2 separate regions of the Homo sapiens genome follow, and region 1 is linked to region 2. A link is an interaction called in ENCODE POLR2A ChIA-PET data of the cell type or tissue named here. Cell type or tissue: CD4-positive, alpha-beta T cell. All regions are shown on one strand.

Region 1 (2,500 bases), 89 kb before region 2:
GTAGTATTCCATGGTGTATATGTACCACATTTTCTTTATCCAGTCTACTGTTGATGTGCATTTAGGTTGATTCCATGGAAGACTGGCTTTTCTAGCTCTTTTCGAGCTCCTTAAGATTAGAAGAATGTGAAAGGCCAGGCGTGGTGGCTCACGTGTGTAATCCTGGCACTTTGGGAGGCTGAGGCGGGCGGATCACTTGAGTTCAGGAGTTCGAAACTAGCTTGGCCAACATGGTGAAACTTCGTCTCTACTAAAAATATAAAAAATTAGCTGGGTGTGGTGGTGGATGCCTGTAATCCCAGCTACTTGGGAGGCTGAGACAGGAGAATCACTTGAACCCGGAAGGCGGAGGTTGCGGTGAGCCGAGATTGCGCCATTGCACTCCAGCCTGGGCGACAAAGCAAGACTCCGTCTCCAAAAAAAAAAAAAGAGGAATGTGAAAGATTGACCAGGATGTTAATATATGAGCATTGGAGGACCAGGGAAGGAGCTGTAATGGCTTAGAAGTAGCATTAAGGGAGAAGGATAAAGGGCCTACTGCCAAGTGTGTTAAAGCTGCCTAGCACTGGGAGTAGGCCAAACTGGTCCTTTTCCCTAAAGTTATCTACATATCATGGCAAGTGTGTGTCCAGAATCTGTGTCAGGTATACAAAGATAGTCCATATCCTCCTCAGGAAGCCCACACCTTAGCTGAAAAGACAACAGGAAACAAATCAAGTGAGGTTGTATCTTGCATATATTTAGTTTGTGGGAAATGCATACCTTTGAATAAAAAAAGGAGATGATTAAAAATTATACTCTGCCTATGTCCTTTTTATGTACTGTCCACTATTAGGCACTTATACATAGTATGGCACTATGTCTTACTCATTTTTGGTTTTGGTTTTTTTGAGACAGTGTCTCACTCTGTCACCCAGGCCAGAGTGCAGTGGCGCCATCTGGGTTCACTGAAGTTTCAACCGCCCCAGGCTCAGGTGATCCTCCCATCTCAGCCTCCCGAGTAGCTGGAAGCACAGGCATGTGCCACCACGCCTGGCTTTTTGTATTTTTGTAGAGACATGATTTCGCCATGTTGTCCAGGCTGTACTTGAACTCCTGGACTCAAGCAATCCACCCTCTTTGGCCTCCCAAAGTGCTGGGATTACAAGCGTGAGCCACTGCACCCAGCCTGTCCTGTTCTTTATGAACGGTTTAAAGGATTGTTCAACAATGTTTTTGTCCATTCTTGGTCTTCAACGTACTGACTTTAGAACCAGATTCCATGTAAGATGGCATGAGTACAAGTTTGTTAGAGAAAGGGGCAAGACCAAAGCTGGATGGCCAGCTGTCTACGGTATGGCTGGACTAAGACTTTTAAGGTTTCTTCAAGTTCTAAATTCCTTTACTTTTGATCTTCATTTCATGTGCCCTCTGGATATTCTTTTCTTTTTTTTTTTTTTGAGACGGAGTTTCCCTCTTGTTGCCCAGGCTGGAGTGCAATGGCTCGATCTTGGCTCACCACAACCTCCGCCTCCTGGGTTCAAGCAATTCTCCTGCCTCAGCCTCCCAAGTAGCTGGAATTATAGGTGTGCACCACCACCCCCAGCTAATTTTGTGTTTTTAGTAGAGACAGGGTTTCACCATGTTGGTCAGGCTGGTCTCGAACTCCCAACCTCAAGTGATCCGCCTGCCTCAGCCTCCCAAAGTGTTGGGATTACAGGCGTGAGCCACCGCACCCGGCCCGGATATTTTTTTCTAGTCCTTTATTCTTCCCAAGTTTCCTTGGTGGGCCGGATAGTCAAGATGTTTTAACTAAATTCACTTTCCTCAGGAACAAGCCTGGCTTGAGGATGCTCAGGTCTTCATCCAAAAGACCCTGTGTCCAGCTGTCAAGGAGCCTAATGTCCAGTTGACTCCATTGGTAATTGATTGTGTGAAGACTGTCTGGTTGTCCCAGGGAAGGAACCAAGGTTCTACACTGCCCCTCAGCTATAGGTAAGGAGAGGTGGCGGTTGCGGGGGCTGGGCAGGGGCAGGTATTGAATTCAGGATTGAAAAGTAAGGTTCTATAATTAGAAAAAGGGCAAGTGAGAGAGTGAGCGGAGGACAAGGTAGTCTAAACATACCCCTTCTGCAGAGCTTTTCTAACACTATCAAGCTTTCCTTTTCCTAAAGTTCTCCTGAATTGGCTTAAGATTAAAGAAAAAGAGAGGAAGAGGGGAAGAGAGAAAGAAAATTTGGAAAAAGAACTCTCGAAGTGGGGAAAGAGGCTGGTGTTATCTTTATTTTGTGTATTGGGAAACAAAGATACAGAGAACTGTTTGACATTACCAAGTGCAGATCATTGTGTTTAAGATGTGAGTTTTAGGGCTTCCGAGAGTGTGTTTATATATATATGTGTATATATATATATATATATATATATATTTTTTTTTTTTTTTTTTTTTCTCTCTACACTATCATTTCCAAAAGTGTTCTAGGCAACGTTAGTAAAGCACAAGAAAAGGGGTTCATAGCTAAGT
Region 2 (2,500 bases):
CTGTGCACGTCTTCCTGAGCCCCTAGAGGTGGGGAGGCACCAACAGGGTGTTTTGGTATCTGTCTGTACAAACAACCAGGCCAGGCGTCTGGTAAAGTTGGCCTGAGGTAAAGTAGAAAAGTGAGGAAGTGGGCTTCGTAGGAAATCATTGGGGCTGGTGGCTGCTTGGGTGATCTCAAGCACTTTGTGAGCCTGGGAAAACGGGCTATGATGTTAAGTGTGTGGGGAGTGCAAACAGTGGCTTCGGATCAGGCCTAAGGCAGAGAAAGGGGTTGGATGGAGTCTGTGTTCCTGGCACCAAACTTAGAATTGGCTGGATATTTGAGAGGCCAGGTTTGCCAGTGCTGGAATGCAGCTTACAGGTTGGTTAACACCTCACAGGTTCCTCAAGGGTAAGAAACCAGAATGACAAGCCATTATTAGAGTTCAGATTTTTGAATCCTGGGCTCCATTTGTTAAGAGCTTGAGACCATGTTATGAGGCACTGGACAAGTTTAGTAACTTCCGTGCCTTAGTTATCCCCCATGGAATGGGGATAATAATACCTATCTCACGGGGTTGTTCTGGGGATGAAATAAGATAATATAAAGTGCTTAGCATAATGCCTGGGTTATGGTGAGAGATTTATGTGAATGCTGTGGCTGGGAACTAGTCTCATATTCTCAAGTTTTTCTGCAAGTTTTGATGGCGTCCCATTTCTCTCTTCCTGGCTCTTTTGGTCTTCAGGCAGCAGTCCAAATTCCCTCATTCCTCCCTTCTAGCCCTCTCCCAGGATCCAGGCCCTAGACTGGGCCACTTGCTCTGTCCCAGTTTGATTTTTTCATCCTAGGCCCCTTCTCCTCCCTGTCCGCGCCCCTCTCCCTTTCCCCCCGCCCGCTGTCATAATAAGAGATTCAGGCTCTGAAGGGGCTTCTGGAAGGTAGCAAAGGTGCGTCGTGTTCTCTCCCAGAGACAGGACCTCCAACTTCTCCGCCCTGGGTCTTTGGTACCAGGCCAGCAGATGTGTACAGTTTGGGAGAGAGGAAAAGCCAGAGCTGCAGGAACAAGCTGAGGAGCGGGCAGATGGGAGTCCTGAAAAGAGAGCCAGGCGTGGTGGGGGGAGGTGTGGGGAGGGGGCCCCCTTCCTACTAATCCTCTCTCCAGGAATCCCTGGCTTTGGGACAGGACGGCTGTCGTTTTGTTGGGGGAGGCGCCCAGGCTGGGTGCATGTCCTGGGCCACCAGCCAAGAGAACATGATGTTCCCAAGTGCGCTGGCCGCCGCCCTCTCGGGCTGGCCGCCTCCCAAACCGCTGCCTCTCCAGTCTCTCCAGCCTCCCTGCCCCACATTCCGAGGCAGCTTCGCCCCGCCCCCTTCTTCCGCTTTGACGTCACTGCTGTCTCCCGCCCCCTCGCCTCCATTGACGGCAGCAGGGCCTGGTTACTGTGGGGACGGTGAAGCAGGACAACAAGAGTCTTGGGAGCAAGCGGGGGCTGCTGGAGGGCTGGAGCCTTTTGTCTATGCAAAAGACAGGGAGATGGAGGCGGGAGATCAAGGACTGCCTGGGTTAGGGGAGATCACACCTAAATCCCTGAAGGGGGAGAAAAACCATGTTTCCAGGGAAGAGGTATCTGCAAACGAGATAAGGCCAAAGCCACAGTATGAGTTGGGGTGGAGAGGATCATTTTCAGGGAGAGGAGACTGAGAATCCAAGCTCCTGAATCTTTTTTTTTTTTTTTAATAGAGACGGGGTTTCTCCATGTTGGTCAGGCTGGTCTCGAACTCGCTACCTCAGGTGATCCGCCTGCCTGGGCCTCCCAAAGTGCTGGGATTACAGGCCACCGCGCCCGGCCTCCAGGCTCCTGAATCTTTTGTTTTCCTGTTTCGATTTTTCTGGGTTAATTTATAACACGATCTTGTCTCAGCTTTTCCACAGAGCCCTCCCCTTCACCCTTCCCTCATTGTTCAGGAAAGCTTAGGCCACGTGACAGTGAGGGGAGTGCCCCCACAATGATTATGTCAGCAGCTGCTTGGAGGCCTGTTCATCTACTACCCACGTTTCCAGGGAGCCCTGCGAGGAACTACTCATCACGGTCCTGGATGGAGGGGGCTGTGTAACTGCAGCTCTCCTGAGCCCAGACTAACATTTTATTGCCTGCAAATCGTGCCCCTGTTCTCTTTCTAGGACTACTCATCTCTTTTAGAGAATCAGAATTCCCAGCCCCCTTTCTCCTGTTGACACTCTTTTCCCACCTCCCCAACCTATCCTTGTTTAAAAAAAAAAAAATCATGTTTATCGATCACTTGCCATGTGTCAGGTCCTGTCCTGGGCTCTGGAGACTACAGTGAATGAGACAGATGACGTTCCGTCTGGGCCCCTGGAGTTTGGCTTTCTCTTTTCCAAGCAGTGGAAATATGAAGCCCTTGCCACCCCACATTTCTCTGTCTAGGGCCCCAGCTGGCCTCTTCTCTGGGCCATCCCCTTGGTCCCTCTGTAGTCCTGGCTTCCTGGCCCCCACTTT

What was found. ChIA-PET counts read pairs that join two places held together with the same protein. Peaks named below come from ENCODE experiments on the same cell type or tissue, not always from the same donor. Only the 100,000 strongest peaks of a DNase experiment are listed, where the experiment ranks them.
Region 1: POLR2A ChIA-PET joins it to region 2 with 5 read pairs; 23 of 35 experiments call an interaction of 5 or more read pairs at or near these places.

Annotation. Positions count from the first base shown.
Region 1 is chr17:8,242,459-8,244,958 of GRCh38, reverse strand. CTC1 (CST telomere replication complex component 1) reads left to right here. Exons shown (of 23, transcript NM_025099.6): 2 at 1,811-1,974. Among named protein-coding and RNA genes, the nearest start is that of CTC1, 4.3 kb to the left of the region's middle. In CD4-positive, alpha-beta T cell, a CTCF peak has its summit at 1,030; a DNase peak (open chromatin) is centred at 948; H3K27ac peaks cover 380 bases.
Region 2 is chr17:8,153,203-8,155,702 of GRCh38, reverse strand. No RefSeq gene overlaps it. Among named protein-coding and RNA genes, the nearest start is that of PER1, 2.0 kb to the right of the region's middle. RefSeq lists enhancers at 1,255-1,394, 646-1,426. In CD4-positive, alpha-beta T cell, no CTCF peak of the experiment used is centred here; DNase peaks (open chromatin) are centred at 22, 1,352 and 2,012; H3K4me3 peaks cover 1,757 bases; H3K27ac peaks cover 2,500 bases.